Regions from separate parts of the Mus musculus genome. Here region 1 is linked to region 2. A link is a loop called in an ENCODE intact Hi-C map of the cell type or tissue named here. Cell type or tissue: left cerebral cortex. All regions are shown on one strand.

Region 1 (5,000 bases), 200 kb before region 2:
AAGTTACCGGACATATTTTCACATTATTACTTACTCTAACTTCTTTGGCCGTTTAAAAACATTTATTTATTGTGGTTATGTGTGTGGGTGGAGGTCAAAGGGCAGCCTGCAGGAGTGGCCTTTTTTCTTCCAACATGTGGGTTCCGGGGCTCCAGCTCAGGTTGTCAGGTTTGGTGATGCACACGCACCTTTACCCACTGAACTGGTCTGCTGGCCCACTGATGATTTTTTAATTGGATTGTTTTTTTGTTTGTTTTGCTTTGGGTTTTGTTGTTGTTGCATTTTAAGCTTTATTTCTAAACTTTGTGTGTGTGTTGAGAAAGTATTCACAGGTGTGTGCGAGGGTGACCTGTGCCCTAGTTGGTGATATGGCCGCCTGTGCCCTGGTTGCATGATGCCAGAGGGAAACCCCTGGCCAGTTCGCTCTTATTTCTCTCTCAGTTCTAGGGCTCAGTCTGAGCTCACCAGAGCTTTACTCGCTGAGCCATCTGGCTGGCCTTAAAATATTTTTATTTTATTCTGCTTGTTTTCACCTTTTTATAATTTTGCAGAGTAGTTAGTTTTGATAAAATTCAACTTAGAAAATTTTTTATCTTATGAGTTGTTGTTCTGGTGTTCTGTGTAAAAACTTGTTTCCTCAGTTTGGCTTTGGGCCAAGAATATTAAACAGACTCATCTAGAAACTCAGAGTTTCAGCTTTAAGATTTAAGATACTTTGCTTGTGTCTCACACCTCATCTTTTACACTTTGTAGGCTGTGCCTGTGTTGTTATGTCTTCAATTTGAGTGGAAAGAAGCCCCTGCCTGAAGGGTGACTGGATGCCCTAACCAGCAGACAGGTTTATGTGGATGTAGCCAATGGGCATGCTTGGTGTGTCTGCAGGATGAACTACAGGAAAGAGAGGGTGGGGAGTCCTGAGATCAGGAGGCCGTAGAATCGGTTTTGTTCATTTATCTAGATAAAGGTTTTGTCTGTAGAAATGGGAAAAGGGTGGGGGTGGGGTTGGATATGAGAGTGATTGGGAGGAAGGAAATGACAGGGCTTGAAGTTAGAGTCAGCTTGTGATGAGGAGGATAGAGAGATATTGGGTATCTTTAGGTGATGTTGCTAAGAAAAGGCAGAATTCCAGGAGTTCAGTGGAAGGGAGTAGAGAGGTTCATTGATGTTCAAAGTCCTGTCTCAGTGGCAGGGCTGTAGGGTCAGCTGTGGTGGTGGTAGGTCCTTGTTGACTGTCGAGCTGTTGAAAGCCTAAGTACAGAGATGCAGATATTAGTACCCATAAAGCACTGGCCCGGGACGTAACTGACACACTGGGTTTATCTGCCTCGTAAGTTTGGACTAGAGGTGACCTGAGTCATAAGCTTGGTTGAATAAACAGGTACTGAATTTCTGTAGGAGCTGATTCTAGGCAAGGATGTGAATGCCAGCATTTTATTTAGGAGGTGACCCCAGGAAAAACTTGGACAGAAAGGAGTGAGATAAATAAGGGGCCGAGTAGCTGTAGCTTGTCCTCACTGACGGCCCCTAGGAGACAGTGTGAGACAGGTATCCCAGAGTGGGTGAGGCCCCCGTGGCCCTTCTGTACACAGGAAATCTATAGACTTGGGAAACTGTAAACAGCTCTGACCCTCTATGACAAGACGGGTCTCATCTTTTAAAAATTTATTTATTTTTATTATGTTTTGTGTTTAATGATTTATTTATTGCATTGTGTTTTGACTGCATGTATGTGTGTGTGAGAGTGTTGGATCCCCTAGAACTGGAGTTACAGTGGTAAGCTACCTTGTGGGTGCTGGGAATTAAATCCTGGTCCTCTGGAAGAACAGCCAGTTCTCTCTCTCTTTCAAGATTTATTTATATGTTGTATGTAAGTACACTGTAGCTGTCTTCAGACACTCCAGAAGAGTGTCTCATTATGGATGGCTGTTCTCTCTGGCCACACTGGCTCCGGGCCCACTCACTCTGGCCCCAGCCCCTTCTCTTAACACTCACTCTCTCTCTCTCTCTCTCTCTCTCTCTCTTTGGTTTTTCGTGACAGGGTTTCTCTGTATAGCCCTGGCTGTCCTGGAACTCACTTTGTAGACCAGGCTGGCCTCGAACTCAGAAATCCGCCTGCCTCTGCCTCCCAAGTGCTAGGACTAAAAGCATGCGCCACTACCGCCAGGCCCCGTTCTCTTAACTTTTAACTCCAGCCTTGGCCTCTTGCTCTTACTCCAGAGGCAGGGTTAGGTCTTGGAAGATAAGCATCTTTCAGGATATGTCCCAGCACAAGCCTTTGCCTGTTTCAGCAGGAAGGGCTGTCATCTTTTGCAACAAGAGGGTCAGAGCTCTTTACAGTTTCTCAAGTCTGTAGGTTACCTGTGTGCTTTCTGCCCTGACACACACACAGCCTCCTGATCACCAGCATTGCCCTGCATGTGCAATGTTCATTAGAATCAGTAAGCCTGTACTGACACACTGTTCACTCCCAAATTGTTGCTGTAATCAATGGCACAATAGCACGTACCAGCTGCTATCAGACGGGATAGTTTCATGGCACAAACATTGCTCTGTGTCCGTTGGATTCATTGCCCACCTTCTAGAGTCACCAGTCTTACCTGTCTCTGAAGTTTGCATTTTCATGGGTGTTGCCTAGTTAAGTAAATGGTTTTTTTTTTTTTACTTATTTTTTTTAAGATTTTATTTATTTATTATTATATGTAAGTACACTGTTGCTGTCTTCAGACACTCCAGAAGAGGGAGTCAGATTTCATTACAGATGGTTGTGAGCCACCATGTGGTTGCTGGGATTTGAACTCCGGACCTTTGGAAAAGCAGTCGGGTGCTCTTACCCACTGAGCCATCTCACCAGCCCCCGTGTTGCCTAGTTAAAATGGTGCTGTTTGTCCTTTTTAGACTGGTTTTATTTAGCCCAGGCTGGCACAATGTGCTCTGTGCTAGTTCTCAGCACCACTCCTGGCTCCCGATTGGCTCCTTTCCCTTAGCTCACTGTAGCTGTTTTCAGACACACCAGAAGAGGGCGTCAGATCTCATTAAGGATGGTTGTAAGCCACCATGTGGTTGCTGGGATTTGAACTCAGGACCTTTGGAAGAGCAGTCAGTGCTCTTAACCACTCCAGTCCAAGTTTCTTCAATGTTTTAATGGCTTCACAGTTTATTCCTTTGTAGAACTGAATAGTTTTATCTCTTCACCCACTGAAGGACACTGTGGTTGTTTTCAGGATTTGGCAATCATGACTAAAGCTGCTATGAACATCTGGGTGCATTTTTTTTTTTTTTTCGGTAGATGTACGTTTTTTACCATCTCTGCCTAAATACCAAGGATTGTATGATAACAGCACATCTTGTTGTGTAAGAACCTGGCTAGTTGCCTGAAGTGGCCAGACCTGTTGCGTCACATTCTTACTACTGCATGGTCTGTTCTGTTCTTCACTTTGGCTGTTTTCATAGGCTCGCCATGGTATCTTGCTTTGACTCTCTCTGTGTGCTTGTGTGAGTGTGCCAGCCAGTGCATGTAAACATACCTGTGGAGCCCAGAGGCCCTTTTGTTGTTGCTATTTTAGTTTTGTTTCTTGAGACAGAGTCTCTTGTGGCCTGGGACTCACTATGTAGACCAGGTTGCCCTCAAACTCATAGAGATCTACCTGTCTCTGCCTCCTCGGTGCTCAGTGGGTACACCATCACCATGACCTCTAGCTCTAACTTTTTTTTTTTTTTTTTTTGAGACAGGGTCTCTCTGTATAGCCCTGGCTGTCCTGGAACTCACTCTGTAGACCAGGCTGGCCTCGAACTCAGAAATCCGCCTGCCTCTGCCTCCCAAGTGCTGGGATTAAAGGCGTGCGCCACCACGCCCGGCTAGCTCTAACTTTTTGCTTTGAAGTTCAGTTTAACAGTTCGTTCTTTGGCTCAGCCTGTGCTGTTAGATCTAAAAAGCCCTCATCAGGACTAAAGAGATGGCTCATCTCTCCAGTACCAGTGCTTTCTGTGCAATGTGACAACTCCAGTTGGGATCTTAGAAAAAGCCAAGTTTGGCCAGCCATTTGTGCCCTTGTAACCCTAGCATCGAGGGTGGGAGAGTGGGAGGAAAAAGAGATGATGGTTTCTGAGCTTTGCTGCCTGCTGGCCTAACTCCAGCTTCAGTAAGAGACCTTGTCTCAAAAGGTTAATATTGAGAGTGATAGAGCTGGACACCTGATTGATGTCTGCTAGCCTCTGTACAAGTATGTGTGCAGAGTTACTCCATACACATGTATACTGTACACATACACACCACACACACACACACACACACACACACACACACACATACTCAGAGAGAGGGAGGGAGGGAGGGAGGGAGAGAGAGAGAATATCATTGTCAACTGGGTATTTTGGCCCACACCTGTAATCTCAGCACTTGGGAGGTTGAGGCAGGAGGATTACCACAGTTAGAGGCCAGGACTGGACTACCTAGTTGAGTTCCAAACCAGTCTACAGTGTGAGATCCTGTCTGGGAGAACAAAAGAGAATCTTCATCATAATCTCAGGCTCTCTGTTCTCTCCTGTGATTTCTAGGACTTACATAGTTTTATGTTTTTAATTTAGGGCACTTTTGAGTTAATTTTTGTCATAAGTATAAAGTCTGCTGTGTTTAGAATGTTTTTGTGTTTGAAATTCAATTCTTTTTTTTTTTTTTTTTTTTTTTCGAGACAGGGTTTCTCTGTGTAGCCCTGGCTGTCCTGGACCTCACTCTGTAGATCAGGCTGGCCTCGAACTCAGAAATCCGCCTGCCTCTGCCTCCCGAGTGCTGGGATTAAAGGCGTGCGCCACCACGCCTGGCTGAAATTCAATTCTTACAGTAACCCCTGTTGAGAGGACCACTTTTCTCATTGGATTGCCTTTTGACAGTGTGAGTCTTGAAGCTGGCAGTGTCTGGCCTCAGTTTTTATTTTTATTTTTTTACAAATATCATCTTGGCTATTCTTAGTTTTTTGTGTAGACATTGGGATGGGTTTGTTGGT
Region 2 (5,000 bases):
CTGCAGGAGAGGTTACTCCTGTGTCCTGATTGGCTTTCCCAGCTAAGGTCAGTTGCCCATTCTGCCACAGGAGACAATGCCCGTACCCTGTCTCATCCCATCTCTCATGCCCACACTGAAGCCCAACCCTCATGTGTGTGTCTGTGTGTGTCTATGTGCGTGTGCACATGTGTGTGTGTACGTGTGTGTGTGAGAACAGTTGTACTTATGGCCACTTGTTATGGTTTATGCAAAACAAGTGGCTCACAAGCGCCGTACTCAAGAATGAGAATGTAATGTGATTGGCAGGGACTAAATTAGGGAGGCTTATGAATTCAAAGCCCACCTGAGCTACGTAGTGGGGGTAGGGGGCAAGTATACTAGTGTGTCATTTCGAAAGTTTATTAGCGATCCTATCACCCACCCACCCTTATTTTAGAAAGGTGGTAAGTAACTTTTCAGAAAAAGTGATTTGTTTGAGATCACACAGAGTCCAGAGGCAAAACTAGTTCTAGAGCTTAGATGTAGAAAAACAAGAAGCCAGGGCTCTGATCCCACCGAGGACAGACACAGGCAGGTTCTGGGAGGCCCCAAGCACAGAAGCCTAGAGGGTGATAAATAGGAGATAAACCTATGCTTCAGTGGAAGGAAGAGCCCTGCGCAATAGAGCATGTGTTGACCACTTCCTCGGAGGTGGCTACAGAGGCTTTGCTGGGATAGCAGTGAGTATCCAGGCTGGCTTCTCACACACTTCCAGCAGCATGCACAGACACACATCTATAGCTTGTCTTTCTTACCTTTCAAAAATATTTTTAAGTAATTGAATCCTAGATTTCACAAGGGTCTTAAGGATATTTAATTGAACTTTCTGTTAATATAAAAGCCTCCAGTTTGAATATTTCCAGGGGGCTCAGTCATAGCCAGCTCTAATCACTGGAGATCTCTCCCTAATTAGAGAGCTAAAATCTCCCTTTCTGCCCTAAATCCATCTTCCTCTACAGCCCACCTTCCCAGTGTTTGATGGGAGATAACATAGTCACTCCCAAGTTTTCTCATTTTTAGGAGATTCTACCCAACCCCTTTAACACCTCAAATATGACATGGGTGTCCTGTTTGGCCATACCTTGTGAGATGTGGCCTGGTTTCCAGGATCTCGATGCAGAGGGAGCACGCAGCTCCACCTCAGAGCCCGTGTGAATCTGGGTTTGCATCCAGTATATACTTCTACAATTGTCTTCTTGAACTGGAACGCAAAATACGAGTATAACCCTAGTAGATAGCACCTAACCCTGACCGTCAGATCTGTCACCTGCCCTCTGCTTCATGGCTGTGCAAAGTTCCAATCAGACAGTACCAGAGTGTGGAGCTGTTGGGCATGGACAGGGACATCATATACCCTGAGGCTGCCTGCTGCCTTAGGTCTCTGCCTCAGGCCTCCCACAGTGCCACACTCACCTGCCTCCCACCGTGGTGGTGGACCAAAGTGTCACTGGCCTCCTTGGACTTGTTTCCACAGCAGAGAAAGGTACAGAGAAAGAAGAGAAGATGCAGGATGAGAAAGACAGAGGTAAAGGCAAGTTCCCTAGTTTGGGAACCCAAGCTTTAGAGCAGTAGATGCTAAGTTCCTTCCCCTTTGTTTCTGACCTCTGTCCTACCACACCCTTCCCAAGTCTGCAGTACCCCCACACTTCCTCCTGCCAGTTCTCCCAACTGACTCTGAGGTGTGCCCATGGGTAGTAATGTCAGGTGATTTACTCATACTCTGGAATACAAACAAGTCACAGAATATCTCCTGCCATCCTCAAGGGTCGATGGTTTATATGACTATAATATGCGGAAGAAATGGGGGAGAAAACAAAGCAGGAAGATGTGATCATAAAGAATTGACTGTTGGCTGTGGAGGCAGCTCAGTTGGTGGATGCTCCTCGACTAGCCCAGGGTAAACCCTAGCACCACATAAACCACATAAACCACAGGAGCACCATACTTGCAGTCCCAGCGCTTGGCAGGTGGAGGGTCAGAAAGTCAGAGACTTAGTTTTACTGCTGTGAGCAGACACCATGACCAAGGCAACTCTTGTAAGAATAACATTTAATTAGGGCTGGCTAACAGGCTCAGAGGATCAGTCCATTATCATCAAGGCAAGAGCATGGCAGTATTCAGGCAGGCATGGTGCAGGAGAAGCTGAGAGTTCTACATCTTCATCTGAAGGCTGCTAGTGGAAGACTGACTTCCAGGAAGCTAGGGTGAGGGTTTTTTGTGGTTTTTTTGTTTGTTTGTTTTTTGTTTTTCGAGACAGGGTTTCTCTGTGTAGCCCTGGCTATCCTAGACTCACTTTGTTGACCAAGCTGGCCTCGAATTCCAAAACCCGCCTGCCTCTGCCTCCCAAGTGCTGGGATTAAAGGCGTGTGCCACGACTGCCCGGCTTAGGGTGAGGGTCTTAAGTCCACACCCACTTACTCCTACAAGGCCACACCTCTAATGCCACTCCCTGGGCCAAGCATATACAAACCATCACAGTCAGGCTCATCCTCTGCTGCAAAATGAGCTTGAAGCCAGTGTGGGCTACCTGAAACTTTGCCTCAAGAGCTAAAACAAAAAACCACCATTAAATGTATAATATAATACTAAGAGATTCTGAAAAGGAAGAGACTTGTAGGTTGGAATAGATAAGAAGAGTAAAACCAAGAAAGAAAGGTGGTGTGTTCAAAGGGCAGTAATGCCTTCCTCATCTTACTATGTAAGAAACTTTATGTACTTGTTATGTGGGAAGAGAGCTGCACTAAGTGGTTTCATGGAAAATCCCATGTAATCCGTAACACTGAGACACGCAGATGATAATATTCGCATTTGAATAAAAGAGAAACAGATTCTAGGGGAGTCTGCTCATGTAGCCTCTGAGTGGGCTTGAAGTGGGTCTTTCTGACTCCAGACTTCATGCTCTTGACTTCCATCTTTCAGTGGGATATTAAACAGATAATGAAATCCTCTGGAGATACTTGAGAGCCTCAACTTATGTCTACCATATATCAAGATGTTGTTTCTGGATTCCTCCAGAACATAAACTCCCTGAGGCAGAGATTTTGGCCAGTGTTGTTGGTGATGTATTCCCAGCTTCTGGAACGGTGCCTGTCTTCTAGGAATGACAGTGAATAAACCTGTTTCAGGCTGTGAACAGGGTGACATGATAGCGTGAAGGAAGGAAGCAGGGAGGGTGAGAAGAGAGCAGGGCTGGTCCTAGCTACTTTCTAGACCTGCAGAAGATCTGTACTATGGCCATCTTCATCTGGCTTCACCGCCCCAGACAGGAAGGATTCTAGACAAGGTTCTGAGGCTTATTAACTGGACAGGTTAATAAGTGACCGAGCCTGGATTCACCCCAGTAGTCTCCAGCTCCAAGCTCTATGCTTTAATCTAAAGAGAACAGCTAGTCTAAGAGAAGTGGAAAAGCCACAGTGCGAAGCGGAAGGCAGTCAGGAGAGACAGTGGGAACCCCTCAGAACAGTGGCTTTACAGTGCTGTCTATCCCTCAGGGATGGGATGGATGAGAGAGGCCTGGGAGACCTGGACTACTGGGCACAAGTCGGGGGTTGGGGGGAATGGCTGGCCTGACCACACTTCAGACTGTTAGAAGAGAACAGCCAATCAGAGACCCAGATCCAGATAAGATTGGCTGTGGGGCAGGAGGAACACACATGCCCACTCATAAATGCCCACCCCAAGTGTGTGCCCAGACCCCAACCAAACGCTAGCATTGCTGTGGAACATTTTTGACTAAAGACATAGCAGCAGCTGCCTTGGCCTCCGTTCCTATGGACCTCCCTGCTCTAGGCTCCTCCTTAGCCTCCCTCTACTTCCCCAAAGCAAGCCTAGACCCCTGCTGCTGCCGCTTCACTATTGCCTTGGCGTGGACTCCAGCCCTTAGTCCGCTCATAGGAGCTGACTCAGGGCCCTCTGTCTCTGTCCCTGGCTGACCCTGTCAGAGCTTTACTGGGATGCTTGTTCTTAGCCTCTCCTCACCCCTCTAAGTGCACGTGTCTGGGTCTATATGTCTGTGTGAAGGCTTTTTGTGAGGATACCTGAGCTTTTATGGCCTTTAGGTGCCATCTCTAAGAGCAGGAGGGGAAAGAGTTGAGGCACAAGATGAACAGTTTGTTTTGTTTTCCTCTCGACATTATGTGGGTCCTTGCAGATATGGCAGAGACATTTAAGATCAGTAACCACTGATTTTACAGAAAACAATTTATTTTCTTTGGAGTGAGCTCAGTTTCACGTGACATAAACACAGCCCAGTCATCTTCCTGCCCAGCACACATGGTCTGTTCAGCACACAAGTCACAAGTACCAAAGAGGTACTTTTGAAGAACTCTGACCAAAGCAATATCCCCGCCATATTCACCCCTAACTTTCGCCTCTGTCTGTTCTACGCTGGCTGTCTAAATCCCAGGGAAGGATGCTGCTATACTGTGGCACCCTTCCTACTGAGCATCCCTCATGCCAAGTGTAAGAAAATCACAGAATGAGCCATATGCTATTGCCTCCTCTGGTTGTCCCAGAACTTCCATATATATCTGAATCACAGAGCATGAGTTCTTCAGAATGCCCCCTAGCAATCCAGTTTATACTCTGAGGCACCCTGGTGCATATCTGGCCAGCAGTGGTCCTGAGGAGACTCATGGCCTCTAGAACATCTCTCGGTGGACAGACATGAACTTGGAACATCCAAGGGGAGCTGGAGAGCAATGCTGTTCCAAAACATAGAGAAGCAATGTCCACATCGAAACTGTTCCCACCTTGTTTCCTTCCCTAACCAAGCAGGCTCTGATCCCACTCTAGCTGCTCCCTAGAGTTAGGCTCGGCTTCCATTCATTGATTCTTCTCTTCACAATACTCCATGAGGTGTGAGTTGTAGGCAGTCTGCCTCTATCCCATCATCCCTGGCAGGAAAGCTCAACAGAAAGGCAGATGTGAGTCTAGCCCCTGGGCTGAGTGGGTCAGGAAAGCCCCTTAGAGAAGTCCAG

What was found. Peaks named below come from ENCODE experiments on the same cell type or tissue, not always from the same donor. Only the 100,000 strongest peaks of a DNase experiment are listed, where the experiment ranks them.
Region 1: it touches region 2 in a loop (5-fold over the local background); 1 of 42 quality-filtered maps calls a loop at or near these places.

The regions. Positions count from the first base shown.
Region 1 is chr12:3,579,480-3,584,479 of GRCm38, forward strand. The region is part of intron 1 of Dtnb (dystrobrevin, beta); the gene reads left to right. Among named protein-coding and RNA genes, the nearest start is that of Dtnb, 9.6 kb to the left of the region's middle. In left cerebral cortex, a CTCF peak has its summit at 3,018 (motif pointing right); no DNase peak of the experiment used is centred here.
Region 2 is chr12:3,774,564-3,779,563 of GRCm38, forward strand. The region is part of intron 17 of Dtnb (dystrobrevin, beta); the gene reads left to right. Among named protein-coding and RNA genes, the nearest start is that of Dnmt3a, 30 kb to the right of the region's middle. In left cerebral cortex, no CTCF peak of the experiment used is centred here; DNase peaks (open chromatin) are centred at 3,116 and 4,471; H3K27ac peaks cover 873 bases.